Regions from separate parts of the Mus musculus genome. Here regions 1, 2, 3, 4, 5 and 7 are each linked to region 6. A link is a loop called in an ENCODE intact Hi-C map of the cell type or tissue named here. Cell type or tissue: heart. All regions are shown on one strand. Region 1 has its middle 35 kb from the start of Gm25985. Region 2 overlaps Itga1 (integrin alpha 1). Region 3 overlaps Itga1 (integrin alpha 1). Region 4 overlaps Itga2 (integrin alpha 2). Region 5 has its middle 72 kb from the start of Gm25985. Region 6 holds the start of Itga1 (integrin alpha 1). Region 7 has its middle 100 kb from the start of Gm25985.

Evidence for each region. Hi-C counts contacts between places; a loop is a spot of excess contacts. Peaks named below come from ENCODE experiments on the same cell type or tissue, not always from the same donor. Only the 100,000 strongest peaks of a DNase experiment are listed, where the experiment ranks them.
Region 1: it touches region 6 in a loop (2.3-fold over the local background); 3 of 42 quality-filtered maps call a loop at or near these places.
Region 2: it touches region 6 in a loop (2.4-fold over the local background); 5 of 42 quality-filtered maps call a loop at or near these places.
Region 3: a loop joins it to region 6, with 3 times the contacts of the local background. A loop is called at or near these places in 11 of 42 quality-filtered maps.
Region 4: a loop joins it to region 6, with 4 times the contacts of the local background. A loop is called at or near these places in 8 of 42 quality-filtered maps.
Region 5: a loop joins it to region 6, with 4 times the contacts of the local background. A loop is called at or near these places in 3 of 42 quality-filtered maps.
Region 7: a loop joins it to region 6, with 3 times the contacts of the local background. A loop is called at or near these places in 9 of 42 quality-filtered maps.

The regions. Positions count from the first base shown.
Region 1 is chr13:115,148,686-115,152,685 of GRCm38, reverse strand. No RefSeq gene overlaps it. Among named protein-coding and RNA genes, the nearest start is that of Gm25985, 35 kb to the right of the region's middle. In heart, a CTCF peak has its summit at 1,517 (motif pointing right); no DNase peak of the experiment used is centred here.
Region 2 is chr13:115,002,179-115,006,178 of GRCm38, reverse strand. Itga1 (integrin alpha 1) reads left to right here. Exons shown (of 29, transcript NM_001033228.3): 10 at 3,856-3,929. Among named protein-coding and RNA genes, the nearest start is that of Itga2, 72 kb to the right of the region's middle. In heart, a CTCF peak has its summit at 2,337; no DNase peak of the experiment used is centred here; H3K27ac peaks cover 2,800 bases.
Region 3 is chr13:114,985,195-114,989,194 of GRCm38, reverse strand. Itga1 (integrin alpha 1) reads left to right here. Exons shown (of 29, transcript NM_001033228.3): 16 at 1,426-1,592; 17 at 2,929-3,065. Among named protein-coding and RNA genes, the nearest start is that of Itga2, 55 kb to the right of the region's middle. In heart, a CTCF peak has its summit at 1,875 (motif pointing left); a DNase peak (open chromatin) is centred at 1,734; H3K27ac peaks cover 408 bases.
Region 4 is chr13:114,829,853-114,833,852 of GRCm38, reverse strand. It overlaps Itga2 (integrin alpha 2), which reads left to right. Exons shown (of 30, transcript NM_008396.3): 30 at 1-772. Among named protein-coding and RNA genes, the nearest start is that of Mocs2, 14 kb to the right of the region's middle. In heart, a CTCF peak has its summit at 2,189 (motif pointing left); no DNase peak of the experiment used is centred here.
Region 5 is chr13:115,186,543-115,190,542 of GRCm38, reverse strand. No RefSeq gene overlaps it. Among named protein-coding and RNA genes, the nearest start is that of Gm25985, 72 kb to the right of the region's middle. In heart, no CTCF peak of the experiment used is centred here; no DNase peak of the experiment used is centred here; H3K27ac peaks cover 298 bases.
Region 6 is chr13:115,100,146-115,104,145 of GRCm38, reverse strand. Itga1 (integrin alpha 1) reads left to right here and starts at 2,182. Exons shown (of 29, transcript NM_001033228.3): 1 at 2,182-2,675. The coding sequence starts at 2,615. In heart, CTCF peaks have their summits at 1,184 and 2,466; a DNase peak (open chromatin) is centred at 2,245; H3K4me3 peaks cover 2,432 bases; H3K27ac peaks cover 2,245 bases.
Region 7 is chr13:115,217,526-115,221,525 of GRCm38, reverse strand. No RefSeq gene overlaps it. Among named protein-coding and RNA genes, the nearest start is that of Gm25985, 100 kb to the right of the region's middle. In heart, a CTCF peak has its summit at 1,615 (motif pointing right); no DNase peak of the experiment used is centred here.

The DNA of each region.
Region 1 (4,000 bases), 49 kb before region 6:
CCCTGCAGAATATGGGAATACATTTGCCAAAATTCATCTGACAAAAGGCTATTACCAAGAATATATATGGAACTAAATACACTTAGCAAGAAAACAATGGTAATAATCTGAGTAGATAGTTCTCAAAAGAGGAAATACAAGTTTCCAGCTATATGGCAAAAGAGTTAAATGGTATTAGCAGTACAGAAATGCAAAGTGGAACTATAGGGAGATGCTGTGCTGTGGTATTACAGAATGACAATTGTAGAAAAATGACATCAAAGAGCTGGAGAAAAGGGAACTGTTGGCAGTGATGTGAATTAGTACAGTCATTATGAAGAATGTAATGGAGGGTCCTCAACATACTAAATGTGAGCCTACTGTATGGTCCAGAGACTCTATTTCTGGGCATATCTCCAAAAGAAACGAGAAGAATACCAACAAGCTATCTATTTTAGTCCTACTCAAATAACTGATCAAGATATATAGGTAACCATCAACAGATGAACAAACATATATATGAGAAATCCTGCAATGTGGCAAAACAGATGGAACTATAAAATATTACATTAAATAAAATAAGCTAGATACGCAAGAGCAAGCACCACTTGTAGGCTGTCATGTTGGCTTTCATTTTTTTAAGAAGCTTAAAAAAATGTTGAACTGAAAGTAGGCTAGTGATGTCTGGAGGATAAGAACCAGACAAGAGTTGACAGTAAGGATTTAGCTTCCATCTGTGAATATTATACATCTGTATGATAATAGCATACTGAATTTCATAAGTGTATATAATTTAAAAGTTAATAATAAACAGTAATGGAAACAAAATATTACTTTAAAATATTATTTATAAATATTAAGGAGATAATGGGAAAAACTGCAAAAGTTGAACACCACACCCTTGGACATGGAACTGGAACTGAGCTAGATAGGGAAGAAGAAACTGCCGGTGTTTAACAGGAAACTTCCAGCCTTTTTAACTTTTAAATGTCTCACTTGGTTAAAAACAAGAGAATTTCTGGGAAGGCTTAGCTTAATAGCTAAAAAGCACTTGCCACAGAATCCTGACATCCTGGGTTCAGATCCTCAGAACCCATAAACCAGCCCAACATCTAAAATCCCATTGCTACCCACCAAGATGTGATAGGCTGCTTCAGACAACTAGATGGATATCTCTAGTCCAGCTAGCTTGACCTATGCAGTTTCAGAGAGACCTGGTCTCAAGTGAAGAGTTGAAGACCAGCACTGGAAGTTTGTCCTTTGACCTTCACAAGCATTTCCACATGCACACATAGAACTTGCATACATACTCTAACACTCATACACCACAGGTCTCACATGCATACACACATGTCAACAATAACAACAACAAAAATTAAATATAAAAAGGGAATCTTAGGTTACTGAAATAGTTGAGATATTATTCTGGAAGCAAGTGATATATAAGTAGGCCAACAGAGTTGAAGTTTTACTTTTTATAGACCTCAACACCAGAAGGTTCTTCAAAGGTTTATTTACTTTTATGAGTATACAATAGTAACTGTCTTCAGACACACCAGAAGAGGGCATCAGATCCCATTACAGATGGTTGTGAGCCACCACGTGGTTTCTGGGAATTGAACTCAAGAACTCCAGAAGAGCGGTCAGTACTCTGAACCACTGAGCCATCTCTCCAGCCCCAGAAGGTTCATTAAAGGAAATACCATCTTGTTCACTTCTATAATTTCCAGGGAATAGAATGGGGTCTGGCTATCATAGATGCCCTAAAAGTAGCTGTTGAACAAAACATAGGAGACTACAGACATATTACTTAGTAAACTATTGCTGGATTAATTGGCATGGGTGGAGAGGAAGGAAGTTCTGAGGAACACTCAACTTGCAAAAGGCCAAATGTAACTGGGAGATGTGCCAAATATTCACATTCTTAGAAGCTAAAACCAGAGCAAAGCCATGTCAAACAAGTAAGAAAGGGAAATAGAGTAAAATATATTCAAGGTGATATTTTTTTTTTCATTCAGTTAGAGTGCCCGGAGTGGAGCTTGTGAATTCAGAATACTGGTTGCTTATTTGATATTCTAACATACATAAAGTTCAGTGGTTGATAACCAGATAGGTCTGATTCTCATTACTAGGCTTATTATCAGAAAATAATATGAGTCCTTGAGTGTGCATGTGTATGAGTGAGTGTAACATACATGTGTGTGCATGTATCCATGTGTGTGAGCGCGTGTGCATGTAAGTGCATGTGATTATGTGATTATGTGTCTGTGGCCATCTGGTGTTGATGCTTGGTAAATTTTCAGTCACTCTGTGCCTTTTTTTTTTTGTTGTTGTTGTTGTTTTGCTTTTTAAATAGAGCATTTCATAGGACATGGAACTCACAGATTCAGGGGAGCTGGCTCGCCAGTGACTTCTAAGGATCTCCCTGCCTCTGCCTCCCTGGTGCTGGTTTACAGCTATATCCTCGCTGTACTTGGCATTTATGTGGATGCCAGTGATCTAAACTCTGTGAAAAATGTCATAATGAGAGCAGCTATTGTAAATACTGAATAAGCAATAAATTTAACAAGTCAAAAGAGGAAATAGTCTATTTAGTGATTGTGGTTTTAATGTTGAAATATCTATCCCCTATAAAATAGTGTTTGGGTCACACGGTCCCAATCTGGAAATGGGCCTTTAATTGACGCTTGATAGAGAAAGGGGACATTGGGTTGGGACATTTCTTAGTGTAGTACCACGTTCCTGTTCTCGCTCTGATTTGTAACTGTGAGTGCAATGTTACCAGACACCTCATATTCTGACTGCCATGCCTGTCCCAAGACAACGGATTCTATCCTTGCTTAGAATGTAGGATAAAACAAGCCCTTCCCCACTTAAGTTGCTTCTTGTCAAGTATTTGATCACAGTTATCAAATATGGTAATTAATATAGAAAACCAGTGTGAAGGAGTGGAGCTGTTGCTATGATAAATTGGATAAAGGTTCATAAACCTTTGATACCAGTTCACAAAAGGAATGTGAAGTAGTTAGGAATCACAGACTAGAAAAGCCCCAAGTGCCATAGCAAAGGTTTTAGGGCATTCTGGAAGATCAGCAAGTCAAGAAACTTATGAACAACAGAGACACTGCTTATAGACAAGAATTCAAATGGGATATAGTCTAGAGATGGTTTGTGTTATGTTCTGGCAAGGAATATAGTTATATTCTTCCCAGGACCTAAGAACTTGAGTGAAGATGAATTCAAATCAATGGACTAACATCTTTGGTGAAGAAAATCTAAGACATCCAAGCTGTGTCATGGTTTCTGTACACTTTTGTCATCTGAGTCTGCAGTGAGAAACAGAAACAAGACACGTAGAAAAACAAAAAACAAAAATAGTTCAAGATATAGACAACTTTTGCTGCCAAAACATCTGCAATAGTAACAGAAAGTAGCTCTATTAACAAGTCTGGGTTCTTCACTGGAATCATAGGGAAGGTGCAAGGAGGGCAAGGCCTATCAAACGCTTCTTCAAATGTAGTTGAAAAGGATAGAACCAAATAACTTAGAATAGTGCCCTGGGAATTCTCTGCTAAAATAAAAGGCAACAACAACAACAACAAACTCTCCAAGGAACTTGCACAGAAGTGGATGCAACTGTAACCCAGATAATAGAATTTGGTAGCACCAAACACATGTACAGGTTTTAGAAACACAAATATCCAGGAGAAAATGGACCACAGAACATCAAGTCTTGCACAAAGATTACAAAGAGCCTTGAAGCCTGATAATATAAAATAAAGATATCATATATCTTACCAGGAAACCTTGAGATACCACTGTGCACAACTGTAAGGATGCAGCCTAAATTACGAAGGAGACCTCTATATTGTGCAGCTATTTTATCTGGATTGAGAAATCCCATTCTAGGGAGAGAAGTTTGACTCTTTAAGAATCAGGAACTAAGCGAGATTTATAAGGTTAGGGAAGTAAACAAACTTCACAATTTTCAGGAAACCCCTGAAACTTACCTCCCACATTT
Region 2 (4,000 bases), 98 kb after region 6:
CTGACTATCTACAAGAGGGCACTATCAAAGTGTCACTTCTGTAGCTGTTAAAGGCTCTCTTTCAAATTTCCCAGCAGAGCCTTTTAATAACAAATGAAAGAGAATATGGGGATGAGACTTGACTTTTAAAAGGGTAGGCTATGTTGAGTTTCAGTGAACAAGAAAAATATAGAGAAAAATACTTGTGTATATGCATATGCATGTGTGTGCATGTGTGCGTGCGTGCGTGCGTGCGTGCGTGCATGCATGCGTGTGTGTGTGTGTGTGTGTGTGTGTGTGTGTGTGTGTGTGTGTGTGGTGAGGACTGAACCCAGATCTTTATATATGCCAGACAACTGCTCTACAACTTCACTATATCTCCAGTTCAAGAAAGTGATGAAAACTTGAGGTTTCAGTATTTCTTGAGTAGCCCATGCTAACTAACATTTTGCTTTGCAACCAAGCGCACACATGTACATGCCTATAAAAAGAAAGCCATCTCAGTACGACTCATGACAGTGCTGTTATATACAGTGCACTGTGCAGTTCTCATCTCTTCCTGCTTTTTCGATTTTCTTTCAGTGAAAGTGCTTCACTCGCCCTTTCAAGTCTGAGTCACAGTGAGCTTGGTTTGTTTGTGGGGTGATAAGGAATGTGAGCCCAGGCTCTCCAGCCCCCTTTTCTCTGCAATGCCTCCAGAGACAGAACACTTGAGTCCTTATCACTCTAAAGTCATAGCAGTGTCTGAATGGCTCAGCTGTCCTGCGTTCTCAGCACACATCTCTGTCACACGGCTTTAGTCTTTCAATAGCCATTGGGATGCTATTTAGCAACCATGTTTGCCTAGATTTAATATGGACGGTCTTCCAAATCATTGTGCCCTTTTAACTTTTAATAACACAGGCCAAGAAAGAATCTATAAAGGTTTTTTTTTTGCATATTTTATTTATTTACATTTCAAATATTATCACCTTTCCCAGTTTGTCCTCCACAAGCCCCCTACCCCATACCCCTCCCCCTGTTTCTATGAGGGTGCTCCCCCCACCCACCCACCCACCCACGCACTCCCACTTCACCACCCTAGCATTCTCCTACACTGGGGCATCAAGCTGTCAAAGGGCCATGGCCTCTCCTCCCATTGATGCCAGATAAGGCCATCCTCTGCTACACATGCGGCTTGAGCCATGGGTCCCTCCATGTGTACTCTTTGGTTGGTGATTTAGTTGCTGAGTGCTCTGGTGGGTCTAATTGGTTGATATTGTTGTTCTTTCTATGGGTTGCAAACCTCTTCAGCTCCTTCAGCCCTTCCCCTAACTCCTCCATTGGGCATGCCATGCTCCGTCTGATGGTTGCCTGTGAGCATCCACATCTGTATTGGTCAGGCTCTGGCAGAGACTCTCAGGAGACAGCTATATTAGGCTCCAGTCAGCAAGCACTTCTTGGCATCAGCAATAGTGTCTGGGTTTGGTGTCTGCATGTGGGATGGATCCCTAGGTAGGGCATTCTCTGGATGACCTTTCCTTCAGTCTCTGCCCCGTTCTTTGTCCCTATATTTCCTTTAGACATTTTTGAGACTATAATTAGGGTTCCTCCTTTTCTTTCTGCCCTCAGGGTCCTCTCATGTAACCCTCCCTGCTATCCTTCAAATTCATGCTCCTTTTTCATTAATTGTTATTAAATGTGTGTGTGTGTGCACGTGCACGTGTGTGTGCACATATACATCATAAGATTTTTAAATATAAGCTGTTTGGTCTGTATAATGTTACTTGTATGAGTTGGATTTTCTGTAATTACTTACACTAGTCAAATACAGTAAGTATCATTTCTTAATATTCTCTAAGTAAGGAAGCAAAAATAACCTATAATTGGCTGGATGTAGTCACACTGTAGGGGACATAGTTTATTTTGCCTGAAATGACATTTTAAGATTTTTTTCTAACCTAACTAAAGCCCTATTAAAGTTCCTTAATAAAATGTTCAAATGCTTCAAGACATCTCTGTATCTAAATATGATATCATTCTATAAAACTCTCCAAAGATTAAAATACCTTTTTGCATCTTAATGCTGCACTATCAAGGCTAAAAGCCACCTGGGTTGTCTGCTGTTTCTGTTTTTGTTTGCAAGGCAAGGATCTGCTGGCTTTGGTCCGCCACTCCAGCCTCCCTGGGGCTGGCACCAAACAGCAAATGGCGGTACATAGAGTACATTTGCCCTTACTCTTTTCATAATGAGATCGGAAAAGGCTTTTCCCCAACTTGTTTGGGAAATCTCCATTTCCTGTCACTATTTTTGTCACATGGTAAATAGCTGCAGTTAGGAAAGTCTGCCTTGTGAGGCACAATGCCACCTAGTGAGTCAAGCATGCTCAGGCATGGACTACATAGGTCAGGGAATGGTATGGATTTCCCTGTTTTATAGACTTCCGGGGTGGGGGGAAAGGCTCGCACTCCTAACTGAAAACAGGGTCAAAGTGGGTGTTTTACTCCCCATGACCCTGTCTGTCAGGGTTGAAAGTAAGAAACTTGGCTTAAACCTTGGGGAAAGCTATGTAGCTCCTTTCTCTGTCCTCAACTGAAAGCACAGCACCGGCCTGGGGTGGAGGGGTGGGGGAGTGGGGGGTGGGAGGGTGGGGGTGGGGGTCGGGGGAGGGGGATGGCATGCTGATATATACTACTCTGTTTTTTGCCATCAGTCCTGTAAAAACAAGCAAGGACATAGCTTGAATCATTAGGTATCAAAACCAAACTTTAAGGTAAAAATGCATCGTAGTCATTTAAAGGGACATTTGTATGAGAGATTGAAATGATACATTCAGATTCCTGATTGATTGCCACATTTGATTCTAGCCCTATAAAAGCTCAACTACAGCTACATTCTTTATACGCAGTAAATAAATAGTAAGGCTGTTTAATTTCACAAATCTAATGATTTTCATGCTTCAATTGACACAATTGACAGGCTGGCTTTGCCAAAAAAAAATTATGTTTTTTTTTTTTTAACTTATTTTTAAGACCAAATAGACTAGTCACTCCCTGGAAGCAAGTAGATCAACATTCGCTCAGTTCCCCCAGGAAGCTGTGGCTTCGGGTCTGTAAATATTTTGAGAAGACTGCAGCCTGCAGCTCCAATCAATGTTCCTCCTTGTCTGTATTTCAGCCATGAGCTTCAAAACTGGGGTGGGGGGGTGTTAAAAATATGATGTTCCTTTAAAAAGTATAGATTCAGATGGGACTCAAACTGGGGCTATGTGAGAAAGTCACCTACTGAGCTGAAGGAGCCCCACATACAGCATTAGAACCAACGTGAGCTGGAATCCTTAAGGCTATCATCACACCATGTACCTTGAAAGGATGCAGGGCCCCCGATGTTTGTAGGTGGGACTATTGAGTTGAGAATCTCTTTCAATACATGAGCGAAGGATTCTTCAGTCTATAAGGTATCAAATTTAGCTCTGATGGGGTTCCCAGGTCAAGTAAGCAAGACAGTTAATTTCTACTGTAGTAATTCTGTTTTCCAAAGAACCATGGAATCATAGGTAGCTACAGCATGGAACTGATGGTCAGGCTGACTTGCTAAAATAATATGTTATTTTAAACTTATTTTTAAGACCGAATAAACTCCTTGCAAGCAAGTAGATCAACATTCCCTTAGCAAGGACAGGAGGCCAATGTGTCAGAATGGGAGAAAAGGTCCCCTTCACTAACTGGTCTTATGCTCAGCCATGCCCAGGAGTTTTGCTTGAGAAGTGCATGGCTGAGAATTCTCTGATGTGTCCCATAGTTCTGCTTGGCAAGTCTCCGGGTTCCGGCAGGTCAATGACAGCCTAAAAAAAACCTGGCTAGTCACTTACTGTGATATCTTTACACTATGTACAGCTACAGCTGACCAGTCAGCAGCTTCGTTTGAAATGGAGATGTCTCAGACCGGCTTCAGTGCTCATTATTCACAGGTATGTTGACCATGTGCAAGGAAGAAATACCTTTTCTACAAGTTTTCCTCCCCCAAGCAATGCCCAGGCTT
Region 3 (4,000 bases), 110 kb after region 6:
CACCACCACATGAGGGCCCAAGTGTGGATTCCTTCCACTGTCAACGAAAGAAAAAGCTCTCACTTCAGAGGAGTTAAAGACTTATTTTGGTTTATTTTGAAGCAAATATGAGTCTTGGGAATTCAAGTCATTTAACTCTTCCCTAACAGAGTGGGTTTCCATGTGGAAGCAGTTTTGTGGAATTTTACAGTAAGAGAACAAAGTCATAAATCCAGGTATCTCAGACTGGCAATTACAGCAAAGTGGAGAGTCTCCCCTGTAGGCCTCAGATATCATCTGAGGACATTCTTAGCTTTTAGGTCGGCTTGAAGCTACCGGACTTCTTAGTTAATAGATTCCTGAAAGGGTTTTGTCTTTTAGTTACAGAACATGAGCTGTGTAGCAGAGTTGAGCTAAAACTAGGCCAAGTTAAGGTAATCGGGCTGTGGACTTGTAGGTTGGCAGCTTTTCCACACCAGAGCAGCTCCCGTCAGTCAGACAGCCTCTGCAGGTACAGCTTCTTTTCAGGGATTCTCAGTCACACCGCCCACGTTAAAGAAGGCATGACAGCATGCACCTGGTACCCGGGGCAGGAGAGGTGGGCGAACAAGAAGCCCTCTGTTCACAGGCCAAGCAGCCTAGCTGAATCAGTGACCTCTCCATCCAAAGAAAGACTGTCTTCAGACACAGAGCAACTGAGATCGATGAAGGAAGATCCTAACATCAACCGCTGCTCTCTGCGTGCATATGCGTACACACAAGGAGTGGGGGAAAAAAAACAGAAATGTAAAAAAAAAAAATAAATACAACAATGATGTTGTATTAAACTGTAAAGCTGGACACTTCAGACAGTAGATGATTCACACCCTAGGCAGACGACGGGAACATTAAAGGTTTGATCATGCTACTTGAGACAGTACATAATTGAAAACATGACTGTTTTCTTCCTGGAGTTTTAAAGTAACTTGGAAGTTACGTGAAACAGCACACACTCTCAGTGTTTCAAACATCATTCTTCTCCCAAGAAACAAAAGCAAGGCCGTGTCACAGAACAGAGAACAGAGAAGTGTTAGAGTTTTAGGGAAAGCCGGGGGGGGGGGGGGGGAGGTGCTGGAGGGACAACTAGTTTTCTAGATGCCTTTGAACCATTTCCTCATTGGAAACTAACTCACAGATCCCCCAAATACCATTTTGATTCCGAGCTCACACCCGGCCACTTGGTACAAAGTCTTCTGTCTTTGAACTAAACATCTGAGATGGCTCTAAACAGCAGGGGTCTCCGAGGACAGGAGATAAAATCTTTTCTCAGTCAAACAATCATTGCAGAACAATAGTCGTGAAAGCACATATAATATACAAAGCAGAGTGTCCTCTGATGCACCCACATTACCCTAGCAAGTTAAATGCAACAATGTGCGAGTCATCTCACTGTTTATGTGTTTGCAGGGCCAGAGATGTGGCTGTAGTTAAAGTGACCATGAATTTTGAACCCAACAAAGTGAATATTCAAAAGAAAAACTGCCGTGTGGAGGGCAAAGAAACAGTATGCATAAATGCTACAATGTGTTTTCATGTGAAATTGAAGTCTAAAGAAGACTCAGTTTACGAGGCTGGTAAGCATTATGGTTGTCGCGTGCACTTTGGGGCAGCGGAGACTTCATTGGCTCCAGGATGATGGCCTCTCCCAAGCATAATAAACTGCTCATGACATTTGCCCAGTGAGTGCGTCCACCCTTGAAACCACTCCTGCTCCAGGAGGAACAATAGTGGGAGCCTAGTCAACTCCGCAGCAGAAAAGAGATATCTGAACACAATGACCTCAAAATTCCATGTTTTCCTGTGCTTCCCCATATGTTTATAAACACTCACAGATAGCATTTAAAAAAGAATCATTTCCCTTCTACTGCCCCCTCCTGGGAAAGGCTGGTATTATAGATGACCTGATGATTTCAAATGACAAATACCCCTCCCTGCCCCACCACCTCCCCAGCCCCAGCCCTGATCCCATTGTTCTTTTCCCACTGAGATCAGACTTCTATTTTTAGCCACATATGGGGGGTTATAGTTTGGTGGCGGAGGCGGGGGGGGGGGGACGCTGGATGTATTGTGTCAACCTGTGTGTCCCCTCTGCCTGGTGTTCTGAGCTTTCTAAGACAGTCTTCATTGATGTTGAAATACATTGGGGTCAAACTGTGAGGGCCATTGGCTACAGAATTGTGGTTTACTCCACAAACAAAATACAAAGGCAATAAGGAAACTCACTAATCTTTAAGATTAAACTGTCTTAAGTTTCTCTGGTTGTGCCTCTCTGATAGTCTTTTGACTCAAAGGCAAATGAAATGCAGAGATAGCCATAAAGACTTAGGCTTTCATATGCAACACTATTTTATATTTTTTAATAAAGCACATAAAGGAGATTTGTTGTCCTCTTATAAAGAAAAAGGACTCACTCACATTCTTTACTGTGGCTTGCTTATTTTATGGACTTTCCTAGTGTTTTGGTCATAATCTAATTGACGCATTTCTACAAGATGGTAAAAAAAATGGTCATTGTTTATTTTCTTTTCTATTGAAATTTATTTGAAGTCAATCAGTATTCCAGGCAGTTTTCCAGTATCTCTAAACTATAAAAATTATTTAAAACAGAAATTGAGTAAATGAAGACTTAGTTAATAAATCAGAGTTCACATGTATGCCTATGTGAGTGTGTGTGTGCATACATATATTACACATAATTATAACGTAAATGTTCAGTGCATGGTCAAGTCTGAGAGCCATTCTATAGACTCCCTTGAGGTTATGCCCATGAGAGCTTCTATCTCTTTATCGTAGCAATGTAGGTCTTCTTTGTGTAGGATCTCCTACTGATTCACTTGCTCGAACTTTTGCTCGCTAGTTCAACACAGTAGATCAGGTGAGTGTCTATCAGTTTTCCTTTCCTCTTTGTAGATCTGCAGTACCGTGTCACCCTTGATTCGCTGAGGCAGATATCACGGAGCTTTTTTTCTGGAACTCAGGAAAGGAGGATTCAAAGAAACCTCACCGTTCGAGAATCCGAATGCATCAGGCACTCCTTCTACATGTTGGCAAGTAAATCCTGTGTTACAGCTGCCTTTCTCCAACGTGCGAGTGTTGCGTGCACTCATGGGAAGTCACTCCTTCTCTTTGGTTATTAAGAACTGAGAACTGACGAGTTAGGACTTGTATAGAATTTGATGAGCATCAGACACATCTGGCTGCAGGCTGCTGATGGTGACTGCAGCCATGTGTACAAGGTCAGCATGTCCGCTCTGTCCAAGGACCAATGACAAAAGAAATCGCCTAGTTTCAAATGTTACAAGATCTCTTTGCCTTATATTGGCTATTTGAACATTTTGTCTGGAGCTGAATGGGATACAGTTTGTATCCCTGCGTCCCTGGGTTCTGTACTACTGGGGGAGGGGGGAGAATTCATTTAGTCTCAGAGGATCAGAATAAAATAAAAATTGTCATAGGGTTACTGAGGCAGTTCACAGCATTGTTTTTGACATGACAGATTATGGTTCTTACTGAAATGGAAAATACTAATCACATTCCCATCGTTTCCATATTATTATGCACTGGAAAATTCCGTAGATTTAGATATACATGAGTAAAGTACTCATCTGAAGAGTTTGCTCTTCTTAAAGTGAGCCACTTTCCCAGAAGTATTGGAAACTGATGATTGGCACCAGGTCTCAAGAGAATCAACGTTTTTGCCACATAGCTCAGGTGGTATATCCAGGCAGGGGAAATATCAGGTCCCTCTTTGGAGCTCGAGAGAGTGCCCTGTCATAGTCTAGTGCCTCCACTTTCCCTATAACCCTTGTCAAACAGGTATACCTGTCAAACATGGTATACCACTTCAGTGAAGCAAGGGCTGGCTGAAAGGTGATGTCAGGTTAGGTTCACGACGAGAATGTTCCAGTATGCCACAGCAGCAGAGGGATGCCACAACAGAGTCATAGCATCCGGTGACTATGACAGCAGTGACAAGTGTTGT
Region 4 (4,000 bases), 270 kb after region 6:
TAACTGGGCAGATGCCTTTCTAGTTAGCAGTGTTATTTTTACACGACAGTGAAACTTGCCTCTTTAACTGTGAAGAATAAAGACAACTAGGCCAATTTACTCTAGTCACCTCAGTGATTATTCCTGATACATAGCTGAACCCGACATGTGAAAATCTCACTAAGATTTCATTGAACAGAAGGCAGGATTCTCAGCTGAGCTCCCTCATCTATCTCCATGCACACAGAGAACAACTCTACACACAAAAGGGACTCACCCTTCATGTACTTTCAGGAAGGGCGGAGCCATCAGCAGGAAAAACATCCAGAGGCAAAAGATAAACATGGGGGGAAAGTTGGAAGTACAATATTTACTACTTTAAAGTATAAAGACATAGCCATTGTGTAAATATATAGATTGTATTGTTTGTACTTGATTTTGGCAAAGGAAGCCGAGACGTAAATGTATATATTGCACAGCTGTATTAGAATTGTCTATTTTTTAAAGAGGAAACTGTCCTATTTCTCAACTGATAAGTACTCCTGGTAAGATGTAATATTTGCTGGTTTTAATTAAATGTGTCTTGTCATTTTTCTCTCCACCAAAAGTATATAAGATGGATGTATTTCCTTGTGTATCAACTTAGTGAATTTATCTGACTTCTTAAAAACAATCAAACTGTAGTAATTGACATAAAGAAAAGCCCAAGAGCCAGACAGAAACGTTTTATTTAACTGTAAATCATCCTTTTCATACCCTGTTGTTAAGTATCATTAAAAGTGTTTTGACAGTACGCTGCTCTCTCCTTGGGTTCTTACTGCAACACTACACATATCAGTACGTCTTAGGGACTGCTTTCGCTTCAGCACACATTCAAAGTTTAATTCTAGGCAACTCGAGCTGTCAGCTGCCTAAGTTTCTGTTCTCACAGAAAATGAAAGCACCTGATGTGCTGCAACCTGCAAAGCACAATTAAAACATTTGAATATTAAGTGGGGGAGGGGCTTAAGTGCTTCAAAACTTCAACACACTGAAATGAGCACACTGCAGATTAAAGCTGGACACAGTTACAGACTGCCATCACTGTGTGCATGGCAGACTGCTGCAAAATTCAGGAAAAGTTTGAGGGTGTTGCCCCTCCTCTCAATGATAAAATAGCTCCCAATTAGGTATCAGGCATTCTTTCATGTGGCCTTCTACCTGAACCAAACAAAACCAAACCAAACACTGAAACTGTGTTTAAGATACAATGTTGGAGGGAAGAAAAAGGTTGTTTTGGTTTTAGTTTTCTGGTATTTAAAAAGTTGCATACAAAGTATTTTCAAGATATTCTTTCCCCTTACTCAACTCTTCCCAGATTCTCCTCACCTCCCTACTTATCTGTGTTTTTCTATCTCTCTCTCTCAAAAATAAAATAAAATAAAATAAAATAAAACAAACAAAAGTAGCACAAAAAAGCATGGAATCCACTGTGTTGACCACCACAGGGTCTGCCCTGGAGGGTGGTTGATAAACTGAGTGACACTCCATTAATGTCCATTAATGTCCCAACAGATGTCAATTGCAAACAGTTAGTTGGTCAGGGTGGTCTGCTTCTCAATGCTGGTATTTAAACCTTATCAAAGCCATCATCTGTCCCAGACAGGTCGCTGTATAATTTTATATTTATTCATGTGTAAAAGGTAAGTGACTCCTCTTATTAATTCTATATTAGTATTAAATTAATTAATTATAAATTAATTCCATATTAGTATTAAAAATTATAAACACTTTTTATTATTTTTATTATTATTTTATTATTACTATTTTTATTATTAATTCTATATTATATTATATAATTAATTAATTAATTCTATATTATATTATATAATTTTATATAAATAATTATATAACATATTATATATTATATATTTATTTATTATTTTATATATTTATTAATTCTATATTAGTATTAAAAAGTATAAACACTTCCTTAACAGTCTCTCCCTATTAGGGTGCTATTATTATTATTATTATTCCTTAACAGTCTCTCCCTAATAGGGTGCTATTGTAACTTTTCATTTTTTAATAAGATAGCAATTAAAGATCAGACATTAGGTCTCACTTAAAGACCACTCCAGCCTTATAGAATGGCTACAATAAACTAAACTTTTTGATTCAAGTCAATACAGGATTTAAGTCAGTCACAATTATAGCCCTGCATCTACTGCCCTCTGTTGGATGATCCAACTAATTACAACACACAGTAGTCTAGAATTGCTTGCCCAATTAAATTTAATCAGATGCTGGTTCACATCTGTATGTGGTACCACTTCCATGTCAAGTGTGTTCCATTTGAGACACAGTATGTGAAGCCAACAGCACAAGTATTCATTCGGTAAGTATTTGAGAACATACTATAACCTCATGCACTGGTTAGGCACCTTGGTGAACCTCGTGCAGCTGAGGCTAACGGAGGTGATAAGCTACTGCATGCAGTACTTCAGGTAGCATTAGGTACCGTAGCAAATATGAGACAGAGGAGATGGACGGGATTCCACTTTCATGCAGGGCAGTCTGTGAAGGCTCTCTTTAGAGATAACATTCAGAGACTAGAAGAAAGAGAAGCAGGGCACATACATCTCAGAGGGAAGACTAACCTAGGAAAGGTAGGTGTAGCCTGCCCACACCAGCCTCAGCAAAGCAGCAAGCCTGGAGCAGAATGGGAGCTGGGAGGAAGGCTACTCTGTTGGATCGCAGAGGTAACTCTGGGACCTGGGGTCCCAGTACCTGTGAGAAGCTCTCACTAGGAAGATGTGTTAGGCTGGAAGTGGTAGAGGCAGAGGCAGCGTGGCCATTAGGTGATGCCTGTAATCCACGAGGCCTGGACTATGAAGGGGGAGTAAAGAAACGAGATTCAAGCCTCACCCAGACATCCTGTTAGCCCAGGCATTCACACTCAAACTGTCAAAACCAGGACCCAAATGACGGCTCTGTAACCACTTCTCTCAAAACATTCTGAAGCCATATTGTGACCTTGCATGACCTTACTCAAAGGATAAAAATCTAGAGGCTCTAGATGCCGTCAATGAGTGGACATCTGCTACTGTCTCGTGTGCAGACAAGAGCCTGTCCATTCTCTACCACTCAAGGCATCTGGAGCATACACATGAGCATACACATGAGCTCACGATGGTCGTGTTTCCTGCGGGAAGTCTCCTCAGAACCACAGCCACAGTCCAAAGGGAGCAATCTGTAAAAGACGCTGCTCCTTTTTAAAACTATTCCTCTACCTGCTTTAAGAGCAAACTGGCAACTACTGCGTGTCAGGATGACGTCAGCCCCTTCATCTCTCAGGAACCAGTTCGCTCTGCCACTCCTGCTACGGTAAGGAATAGTGGATCATCTGTTGGATTCCAGTGCTGGGCCCTGCAAACTTTCAACGAGGTTCTATTCCGGTTCTTCCAGCACGTCTCAGGTCACATCCTACATCTGCGTGCCAGAGACTTAAAAGCACAGGCTGGGTCCCACACTGTATAAAGCCTACTTAATGATAGAACAATTCTTTAAAACCATTTCTAACTGCTCTATGTTCTTTAAAAACATGATCTTCAATAAGGTCCTTTTAAAGAACATTTGAATAGGACAATCTGTTTGTTGTTGATTGGTTTGTCTTTGTTTTGTTTTGTTTTGTTTTGTTTTGAGACAGGGTTTCTCTGTGTAACCCTGTTGTTCTGGGACTAGCTATGTAGACTATGATGGCTTCACACTCTGAGATCATCTCTAATGCTAATACTAAAGGCATGCACTACCATTCCCAGTTCTAGTAGAGGTAGCTTAAAAATTAAAAGTACCTTATGTGAACATTAAAAGCAACATATCAATGCCACAGCTGTGAAGTCCTAATAATATACACAGGTCTACTAACTTTATCTGTTTTCAGGTGTAGAGGAAGTGACTCTACCCCGAAGCCCTTGATCCCCCACATAAAGAGCAAGGCTCGGAGGAAGATCAGGAAGGTTCTAGACTGAGAGAAGGCTGA
Region 5 (4,000 bases), 86 kb before region 6:
GAGCCCTGTTTCTATCTACACATTTGATCTCCTATAATTATAGGTTAATACTCTATTTAGAAAGGCCCTGGCAACTATAGCGTGAGGCATTCACAGATATACGTGACACATTGTATCAGACAGCTCAGCTCTAGAAATGCAAGGATAATAATGATAAATGGTGAGCCACAAGACAGTTTAAGGCATAACAAGGTGCTGAGCGAAATTAAGGTGGAGAGAGAGGCACCGATCAAAATCAATGGGACTTTTCTGAATTAAGCTACCACAGAATAAACTAAAATAAATTTTATTGGTTATTTTATTTATATACATTTCAAATCTTATCCTTGTACAATCTCCCCTCCGAAAACCTCCTATCCCATCCCCCTCCCTCCTGCTTCTATGAGGGTGTTCCCACTCCTGCCTTTCCACCCTAGCATTCCCGATACACTGGGGCAATGGGATTTCACAAGACCAATGGCCTCCCCTCTCATTGATTCCAGATAAAGCCGTCCTCTGCTACATATGAGGCTGGAGCCATGGGTCCCTCCATGTATACTCTTTGGTTGGTGGTTTAGTCTTTGGGAGTTCTAAAGTGAATTTTTTAAGGGCATATTGAAAACAACAAAAGAATGTGTTATTGACATAACTTCCTTCAGCTCTTCTTGCCCCAAAGGCATTTGTTTTTGTTCAGAGTTTGCAAATGAACTCCTTTCTGCTAGGGATAAAGGAAAGAAAAGGTCTTTCTCCCACATAAATACCACCAATGATGTTTTATGTAGGCAACAGTCCCAGAGGATATTTTTGAAAAAATATTTGGCTGGTTTTCTTTTGTAAATGATTAGAGGATATGATCTTCCTTTTTAGTGTTCTTATGGGAATCTTGAATGGGTCTGTGCTTCTTGTGTCTTTTCCTTCTTTTGTTATATTTTATTTTATTTTACCTTATTTTATTATTATCCCTTAGAAGCCTATTTGTTTTCTAAGGAGAGGCACTAAGGGATAGATCTGCACTGGAGGGGAAGTGGGAGGAACTAAGAGGAATAAAGAGAGAGAAACTGTACTCAGGATATATTTTGTGAAAAAAAATGAATAAATCTATTTTCAATGAAAGGAAAAGCAATACAGAAGGAATGTGGGAAGGCAGATATTTAATTTTTGATATAAAGATTTCTCAGGGACAAAGCCTCCCTCCTAAGATGGCTCATGCTATCTGATAAATAAGAGACCTGCTTTCCTCTGGGCTCTCCGCTGTCTGGCTGAGTTCACCATACATATCACTTAGCCCTTAGTGCATAAAATGACTGGATACAAGTGGCCTTATCCTTAATAGCATAAATCTTACCTGGTAATTCTGTCAGCACAATTAAAAGAGGTGTCCTTCATAGCACTCTCTGTAGGATAAAAACTTAGGTGACAGAAAAATGCCTACACAGAGAAAGGATGGTTCTAATGGTGACAACTCACTGTACCAGGTACCTTTCATGGCTATGAATAGCTTTTATACAAGCTCAGTGATGTAGACTAAGAGCACATGCACTTGGACATCAACTCAAAAGTATGCTTTGGTCAAAAGAAGCTCATTTAGTCACTAGAACGTCCAGTTTCTAATTATAGAGCCATATGGGAACTCAGCTATAGGCAGAGTAGTCTTCACTGGAATGTAAGATCTGTCAGTCTTGTCCAGACTAGGATCACAACCAGGAATTCACCAATTTAGAGTCATACGTTAGACCTGTAATAATGGTGGAATTCAGTGACATACATAGGCTCCTCTAGCTGGGAGTTTTGTGAATCCACTGTCAGCATTCTGTAGACTATCAGTATCACATGATAAACACGTATTAAAATTGGAAAGCCAAAGAGAGACAACTGGAGGATGGGGATGGGGAGGAAGAAAGCCAAAGGGCAGGAAAGAGGGACATGGGAGGGCACAGGAACATAAAAAATCAATAAAAACAAAGAATTTATGAGAATCCTGCTACAAAACTTTGCCTTGTATGCTATTTTCTTTTAAACTAATACAAAGGAGCAAGCAAAGCTTGACTGAACCTTGTCTCTGTGTTCATACACGACTCGTGCCAACTAAAGTAAGCTAAATCTCCATACATTAGCACCAAGAAAGCAACAAACCAGAATCTAAACAGGAAGCTCTTAGTGAAACAAAATTCAGGTATGAATGAGAGTCACGGCAGCTCATGGTCACTGTGGAAAAGACATTTTTCTCACACCTCTGCACTTCCAATTATCTTCACAGCTGAGCATGGAAATGCTCAAATACCAGAGGCATGATTCTTTCATGTTATTTATGGCCAAGCCAGAGCAGGAAGTATCTGAAACCCCATGAGAATTCCCTCCCTTCAGTTATTTCTAGCTCCATGTTTGTGTTTTTAGAGGTCTGAATTGTTCACAAGCCCCTCCTAAAAGACAAATAAGCCTGATTCGATTCCTTAAAAAAAAAAAAGCCCTAAGAGGTATTTATTTATTTATTTATTTATTTATTTATTTATTCAAGACAGGGTTTCTCTGTATAGCTCTGGCTGTCCTGGAACTCACTCTCTAGACGAGGCTGGTCTTGAACTCAGAAAAATCTGCCTGTCTCTGCCTCCCAAGTGCTGGGATTAAAGGCGTGCGCCACCACTGCCCAGCAAGGTTGTACTTTCTAATAGTAGTATTTTCAAAGTGCTGTAAGAAGCTAACAGAATTGTGTCCCAGAGAGCGAACAGTTTCTAAGGTCGATGCAGTAAGGAGTTTTGCTAAGAATAAAAAAGTTCTAATCTACATGTTATTCAAGCTAATCACATGGTATGGCTATGGGTCATATCCATAGTTGCTACCCAACACATAAGTATATTTATTCGTACTCTTGCTTGACTAAGCAGATATTTCAGCTGTGCCTGTGGAAGACGGAAGACTCTTATCATCAGCCATCACAAAGGTGGAGCAACACAAACTTAGTGCAATCAGAGGAAGGGGTAGCCATTGCTGGTCAAGGTTGCTCCTGGCATACTGCCCTGCTCTGGAGGAAGGAGCTATCTGGGAAGACATGTTAGGGAAGAGATGACCTTTCAGGCAACAGCGCTGGCAGCCTAGGATGCACAGGAATCACCATGCTGTGGGACTAAATCACCATGCTGTATCCTGGACTAAAACCACAGCAATGCTTTTGCACCCAACAGCACACCATGGAACAAGCTCTGATACTAGGCATAGCTCAGATTATTATTGCCTGATTATGTAGCCAAGCCCAACATAAGAAGCCAGGTGCTAGTTTTAAATGTTGTCCTCATTTTATACTTCCCATTTGATTATACACTAGAAAAGATAAAAATACACCTCTTTTCTGTTGAAAAAAATCCACATTTTTTTTCTTTCAGCCAAGGTACAAAGGAATACAGATAAGATACTAGAAAAATATGCAACACACTCCACAGAACCAGATAGAGCTATAACATTTTTGAGCAAATACAACTTTCTCACATTTAGATTTTTACCACGAATTCATAAGCCTTAAGAAAGTTTAATATAAAACTTCTCATCATAAAGTCTGGCGTTTGTCAAATATTCGCGCTCTCTAGCATTTCAGAGCATAACATATAGAAGTATTTTTGTCACATACATTTTCAGTGGCAGAATCACACTAAATGTGGGTCAAGGGCTTCTTAGAACTCAGCCAAATGTTAGGTGCCATGCAACTAGGATCTCCTATTTCAGGGAAAATCATCTCCTCTCAGGGAACATTCTGGTCAATTATTTTCTACAATTTCTATGGAAGAGAAATATTTTCAACCTGTCACCATCTCATTGCAAGGATTTAGAAAAATGTGCTAAAGAAAAAATTTAGTTGCTCACAATGCAGGCAGCGAAGATGGATTTGGCTCCACCATGTGTTCTTTACTCTGACCATTCTCCTCTCTGTGCTCATGTGGACTGTTAAGTGGGAGGTAACCACAGAAGGCTTAGATTCATATAAGCAACCAAATCAAGTCTCTCAAACAGCAAGATGGCAGACAAAGGGTTT
Region 6 (4,000 bases):
TGTGTTTCTCTTTAAGACTATTCACCAGAATTATCAACTGTATTAGTTATATTTCTACTGCTGTGATAAAACACCTGAACCAATGTGATTTACAGAAGAATGGGTTTACTGAGGCTTACAGTTTCAGTGGGTTAGAGTTCTTGCCCATAAAGGCAGGGTTCATGCAGCAGGCAGGCAGGAGTGATGTTGGAGCAGTAGCTGAGAGCTTTCAACTGCCCCAATCACAAGGCAGAGGGAGCTAAGTGGGAAAGGGGCTTTAGAAACCTCAAAGGTCACCACCAGTGACATACAGTGACACACTTCCTACAAAAAGGTCACACCTATTCCAGCAAGGCCACACCTCCTAAAAGTGCCACTTCCCGTGGGCCAAGGATATTCAAACCACCACAGAAAGGGAATTCTTTGCTAATGGACTAATGGTTGTGGTAATTCGGTTAGGTACCCTGTGACCTCAGAGTCCTCCTCACCGTTTTGTTTGTTCTCTCTCTCTCTCTCTCTCTCTCTCTCTCTCTCTCTCTCTCTCTCTCATGTGTGTGTGTGTTGTCTATTTTGAGACATGGTCTCACTCTGGGGCCCAAGCGCCTCTTGAATCTGAAGCCTTCCTTCCTCAGGTTGTCCAGTGGTGGGATAACAGGCATATGCCACCACGCCCGAATAGCTCACCCTATTCTTGACATTCAGACGTCTTCTTCTTCTTCTTCTTCTTCTTCTTCTTCTTCTTCTTCTTCTTCTTCTTCTTCTTCTTCTTCTTCTTCTTCTTCTTCTTCTTCTCCTTCTCCTTCTCCTTCTCCTTCTCCTTCTCCTCCTCCTCCTCCTCCTCCTCCTCCTCCTCCTCCTCCTCCTCCTCCTCCTTCCTCCTCCTCCTCCTCCTCCTTCTTCTTCTTGTTTTTTTGAGACAGGGTTTCTCTATATAGCTCTATAGCTCTGGCTGTCCTTGAACTCACTTTGTAGACCAGGCTGGCCTCGAACTCAGAAATCCGCCTGCCTCTGCCTCCCAAGTGCAGGGATTAAAGGCGTGTGCCACCAGACTTCTTTAACATTTGTCCTTTCCCCTTGTCGCTTCTGTATTTCTCTATTTGGCAGTTTACTTAGTGATACCTGTGTGCTTCTTCAGCCCTCCCCACTCCCAGTCCCTATCTATGCTCCCTGCCTTGTAGTCTAGACAGTGGGTCCTCCTTTGGGTGGCACCCTTCTCCTACTTTGTCCTGCTCTGGACAGGGATGTCCCAGTATTTGCTAACTTGGACTGATTTCTGCAAGGGGCTCTAACCACAAACCCCACTCATCCATTCCTTCCTCTTCTTTGAAATTCTCAAAAGTGCTAAGCCACTTGAAAATGACACATATTTGTTGAAGCTAGAAGGGATCATGAGTGACCAGGCACAGGAAGCCAGGAGGAGAAGGAGGAGAAGGGGGAGGAGGAGGAGGAGGAGGAGGAGGAGGAGGAGGAGGAGGAGGAGGAGGAGAAGGAGAAGGAGAAGGAGAAGGAGAAGGAGAAGGAGAAGGAGAAGGAGAAGGAGAAGGAGAAGGAGAAGGAGAAGGAGAAGGAGAAGGAGAAGGAGAAGGAGAAGGAGAAGGAGAAGGAGAAGGAGAAGGAGAAGGAGAAGGAGAAGGAGAAAACTAAACAAAACCTAAAACAATACCTTGGCTTCTATTAGAGCAAGTTCTCAACGTTCAAACATCCTAATTTAGCTTAGACAAAATAGTCCACATTCCATTTCAAGGGAGACTGCCTTCCTCCCCACCCCCTTTCCCTAACTCTTCCTTCCCCACCCCCAGTCTAGTTTCTCCCTTTTTCCTGGCTGTCTTACTGTGATTTCCCCATCAAAACCCTTTATCTACAACTGCCTTTAATCAGGAGTCTTCTAAAAGAGGCAAGCTCTCTGTAACTTAAAGGAAAGCCCTCCGAGAAGCTTGCCGGTGGCCAGGATGCCTGGAGGCGAGAAGGCTCCAAGGCCAAGTTCCTGAGTCCGCTAGCATAAAAGGGCTAACTTCCTTGCGAGTCTGATCCATTCTGCGCAGCTGGACACAGGAAAGCAGCCTCCCAGCAAGGAGTAAAAGCCCGGGCACTTTGAAAGTACCCTTTCTACCCAGATCCGGGAGAAGTCCTGGGGTGCGAAGGCGGGGCTACTAGACTGGCGACACCCTCCTGAATGTCCAGCCCCGCCTTCCAACCACCTTTGGGATTTGGTTCGTGAAGCAAGATCGCCCTCTCAGTGAAAGGCAGATGTCCCTTTAAGGTTTGCTTTGCTGCTGCCTGTGGACTTTAGCCTAAACACGGTCCCGCGAAGTTGGCTTTATTTGTCCATGTCTCGGACAGAGCCTGGGTGGCTGCCAGTGAGATTTCAGAGACTTGAGCGCAAAGGGGCGGGAGATGTGGCAATCCATCTGGGATCTGAGAAGCGTGGAGCGGGCTTAGCAGCATTCGACCAAAACACAGGAAATTACTCTTCCACCGCTCCAGGGCGCTGCAGCCGCTGGGGCCGCTGCCGGACACCCGCGGAGACCGCACCGAGTGACCCAGAGCGCAAGTCGCCGGCGCCTGGCTTCTGCCTGTTCCTGCCAGCTCCTGCCCACGAACCAGTACGTCGCTGGTTCCAGCAGCCACTCCAGCAATGGTCCCCAGGCGTCCTGCTAGCCTAGAGGTCACTGTAGCCTGCATCTGGCTTCTCACCGGTGAGCGACCCTGCTTTCCTGAGCATCTCTGGTGGGGCTTGGGGCTTTGGTGAGGGGTGACACACATAGCAGAAGGGCAAACCAGAGGGGACCTCAGGTACAGCTGTCAGTTCAAAGGACTGAAGGTAGCGCCCGCGTGAGGGAGGAGGTGCTGAGAACTTTCCAAGTACATCTGGCATTTCTAATTAAAGTTGTTTTTAAGTTGTGCGTTGTGTTTTAGGCATTTGAATTATTGCAAGGGAGAGAGTAACCGGAGGCGTCTGATTAGTGTGCAAAGTTCCTGCCCTAGGGTTGCTCAGAAGTGAACTTGATAGCATTTTCTTCCTTTTTAATACTTAGGACCTTCTCTGCCAAAGAACAAGGAAAGACAGGCATGCCAGACAAATCTACTTCTTGTCCCAATATGACGTTTCTACGTTAGCTCCTAAGAGGCGGAACATTTTGAAATTGAATGTTTAGCACCCAAATGTCGCAGTGCTGTCTTTCAAATACAAATGCGTTTCTTAAGAAGGTGCAGTACCTTCTTAAAAGATACTGCAGTGTTCTATTCAACTGAGAGAAATGTGGGGACATTTCCGATTTCCCTAACAGTAGCTAAGCTCACAGCCTTTATTGTAGTTACCAGTTGGGGAGGGAAACTGAGCTGGTGTCCAAGTGAAAGGATTTAAGCACAGTTTATCACTTCTTTAGTTCTTCAATTAGTAGCTTTCTTTAACAGGACATGATATTCAATTGCCTGATTGTTTTCACTGTTGGCGTGCCTAACTAGTTAATTTCACATTGGACTATTACATAGGGCCAGTTAACCCTGCAGTGGACGGCTAAGCACTGAGAACCCTTACATTCACTTCCAAATGGAGTTTTAATAAGCCCATCCTCTGTCATAGTAAAGTGGTGTGGGCAGTTAACGAGCTACGGGCTTTCATCCCAACATTTCCCACTCTTCAGGAAATGCCCAGGAATCCAAACAGTGGTGACTTCTAAACAGCATTCTAGGCCAAGGAGTGGTTTTAACCTACCGGCTCCTGCATTGACCCTTGATGCAAGCTTGGCTTGTGAGTCCCTTCCAACCCTAACTTTCAGAGATTGTATCTTGATGTTTTGCAAAATCGGAATTGTTTACTAATTACTCAAGCTGTATCTTTTTTTTTTTTCCTCCCCATTTTACCAACCATTCAGTCAGTGTGCAAACGAAACTTCCATATTCTCTAAAAGGAGGGGTGGGGATGAGAAAGCTACAGTTTCACATATACATTGGTATGACATGCTTTGCTGAATCCAAGATGAGAGTTAAAAGAGGCCGATCGGCAGGTTTTTCTAAAGTA
Region 7 (4,000 bases), 120 kb before region 6:
TGAGGTGGTGAATGTCAAGGTTTAGTGTGAAGTGTAACATTCATTTTAGACACAGAGATACTCCATAGGAAATAAAGACAGCATTGATGGAGAAGAGCGTAAATGTCTTACAAGCATAGAACAGTGTCCTGTTGAGGAAGTGATAAATAATAAGGCTTTCTTACCACACCTGCTACTCATTAAGAGACAGAAGCCTCTTGGCCACCATTAATACTTTCAGCATCTGCCAGAGGAAATAGAGGGCTTTGCAAAGACAAAGATGTTTTTTAAAAGGTGGTGGTAGAACTGAACAGATGTGTGTCTATTTTGTAGATTAGATTATAAAGAACTTCAGTGAATAAAGGTTCAATGATTAAAGCATCCACATAAACAACACTGATCAAATACAATCATATAAGAAATGGAGGGTGATCATTTCATCTAAAAAAAAGCATAAATGCTTGAAGTATCCACTTTGCTGTTAATATTGCACAAAATAAAAGATTTTTTTCTTAACTATAAAGGCATCTTTGGCAACCCAAGACGTAAAGTGTCTTGCTAGGAGAGTTGGACTCGAGAGCTGGATCATTTATTAAAGTCAAGGCTCACAACCAAGACATCAAGTTGCAGAGTTAAAGGAAGTGATGAAGATTATAAATGCAAGCTAATTGTTTCACAAGATGAAGACTGAGTCGTTGCCTTAAGATCTAAGTAATAATGAGAAACGGCTTCCTCCTCTTTTCAAGTCCCATTCAGCCCGGGAAAGAGTAGAGGTAGGGAAATGATCCCTCTAGTTTCTCACACTCAACATGGAAGCTAACCCGTAAATAGACTCAAAGTGCAGGGACTCGGGTAAGAAGAACAGCAGCCTCAGAAAATGCTGAAGGCTGTAGTTCAAGAAGCCTACCTCTCCTTTTCTAACAGGGTTTTCTGCCAAAACTAAAATAAAATCGACCCTGGAAAACCTTCATGACACTGTGGCTCTGGTCTAATCTAAAGGCTGATATAACTTTAGCTTGAATGAAAAGGAACAGAGGATTTTTCGTATGTGTAGATGCATTGTGTCGTCGATTAGAAGGTGGGGAAGCGTGTGGGGGACTTTTGGGATAGCATTGGAAATGTAAATGAAATAAATACCCAAAAGAAAGAAAGAAAGAGAGAGAGAGAGAGAGAGAGAGAGAGAGAGAGAGAGAGGGAGAGAGAGGGAGAGGAAGGAAGGAAGGAAGGAAGGAAGAAAGAAAGAAAGAAAGAAAGAAAGAAAGAAAGAAAGAAAGAAAGAAAGAAAGAAAGAAAGAAAGAAAGAAAGAAAGAAAACATTTGTTCTGATTTACCAGAATCTGACTTTCTGAGAGAAAAATTACCAGGAACTTCAATTCCTTAGTGTCTCTAAGGAATCATTAATTCCTCTGTCACATCTCTGCTATCTGCCCTAAATCCATCCCCAGTCACCCTACAGCATAAGTGGCATCTTCTCGGTGTCTCCCTGGGTAGAAAGGAAGATAAAATTGATAACGACTGAGGATTCTACTTAGATCAAGTGTTCCTTGCAGGTATTGATTTTGTTTTCTTATCTTAACAGCCAAGCTTAAAGTCTTAAATCTTAAACAGACTATTTGTTATTTCAAGTTGTAGCCACAAGGTAGCAGAATGACTTAATTTTAACTCCTTCTAAAACCTATTAAGCAACTCAGGAAACATGTTGGAAATATGATCATGCTGTAGTACAGGAAAAATATAAAATTAAATATGTGTTTTTCTTAGGAAAAACAACTTTTAAAATGTAAGGCAAAAATGGTGGTAAGGGAATCAGATATTCTCTTGTTAATGAGGGGCACTGAATGTGTGGAACTAAAATTACAGCCATATTTGACTTTTCTTAGTTGCCTCATTTGCTAAATCCCCAAACCAAAATATCACAATTAATAAAAGAATATCATACACAAATTTATGTTTATTTATAGTCAATAATCAAGGACTAGCGTATAGAAGTATATAAATTTCCAAACAAGCTTTGTTTTTATAAATTAATGACAGTAATTAATATTAAAACTGTTCAAATCTTTGGAGATTGAAGTGATACATATGCATATATGTAAATATGAGTTTCTCAATAATTCCCTGCTCTTATTATTGTGAATAAATCATTAAGATTTGTAGCTGGATTACGAAGTGAACATAAAAAGGAAGAGAATATTGTATTCTGTTTTATTAACTAGTAGATGCACTCAAAATGCAGTAATGAAATATATTTAAAGAAAGTAAGATGCCTAATCTTAATAGCTGCGGATGAGACTTCTCAGAGTCGAGCTATAAACGTGTCTCAGGAAGCCCGTCCCTGGATGCTTGCTGGCATTCCTTTGTATGTCTGCCTAAGAGCAGAAGTCTGAGAAAACAGATAAGCCTTCTTCTGTGATAGTGAGACTGACAGCCCAGACTCGGGGAGAAGTCTATGAAGAATGCCAGGGCCAAGGGCGTTTCTCACCCCCTCCAAAAAAATACCTTCTTTTCTTTACACCAGAATTTCAGGCAGAACCCTAGTATCAAGTATGTTACATTCTGACAAATGCTAAATATCCCATTAGACTCCCCATAAAAGACAAAGGAGAAAATGTAGGTCACACTAGGGGAGTACACAGACACATAAAGGGAAGTGCCATAAGATATACCTATGTGTAATTATATAATTACAGAGTGATAGCAAAGAGGGTAAAATTGGAAGTCAATCCTTTGTTAGTGGAAAAAAATGCAAAGGAAGGATAGTTAATACTTTTTAATAGGTTAATAGTAAAAAGTACTGAATCTAAAGTGTAATGACCCAAAATATGTCCTCAATATGAGGAATTTTGTAGTAACTGCATGAATAAGTACAATAATTCTTAAAATATATAAGTACCATATGCTCTAACGATATCTCTCCTACATCAGTACCCAAAGGCACCAAAGTCAGCATATAATAAATTTATCAAGTTAACATCAGCATTGGTTATTACAGGCTAGTGGTAGAATCAGATCAAGTACTCATGAACAGGTAAATAGATTAAAAACTCATAACATATATTTTTCAGATAAGAAACAATGTCAGTTATGGGAAAATGGATAAAATTGGAGACATTCATGTTTTAAAAAATAGGTTTGTTGCAGAAAAACAAGCATCACATTAAAAATAGGATATTAACATAGGACATGAAAAAATAGGAAGAGATCCAGAAACAGCAAGAATGAGGAGGAAAATAAAGACAGAAGATGTAGAGATGTGAAGACAGTCAAAGAATCTTATATAAAAAATGAATATAGCATAATGAAACCCAGAGTTTTCTAGGGTTGATACACAACAATAGAAAAGAAAAAAAGAAAGTATCTGAAGGAATAAGTAGATCTCAACACCTATGCTTAGGGGAAAAGTTGGAATTCAGTAAGCAAATGTTAAAATGATTCCAACCATCTTAATTTTTATTTTTGTCTTGAGAAAGTCTTAAATTCCTAAGGGAGAAATAAAAGCAATACAAGAAATATTTGCAGCTTTAACCTGCTTTACAGCACCACAGATGGAAGTTAGAAGACAAATGATCTCATTCCACTTTCACTAAAAATGTTGAGATAGTGTCTCCTAGGGATTCCAGAAGCTACACCCATAAAGTCTCATTAGCATAACTGCAGGAACATGAGCCAAACAAGAACGGTAGCAGTGAACATGCCAAACTGGGCAGGGAAAATCCTGAACCTTACACAAAGAACTTCAGGCAACTGAGGAATGTTAGGGGAGAAAGAAATAGTCTTATCTAAGAGAGAGCACATCAACCCGTTATCTGATACCAAATGGTCAGCGCTGAAACAATACATACAAGGAGCATGATTTGGATTGAGCAGATTATATTTAGGAATTTTGTATACATGCAATCACGAATTAATGAAGACAGAGGCCATGAATTCGGAAGAGAGCTGGAAGGGGTGTGTGGTAGGTTTGAAGGGATGAAAAAGGAAAGGAGACATGTTGTAATTATAATCTCAAAAAGTTTTTTTA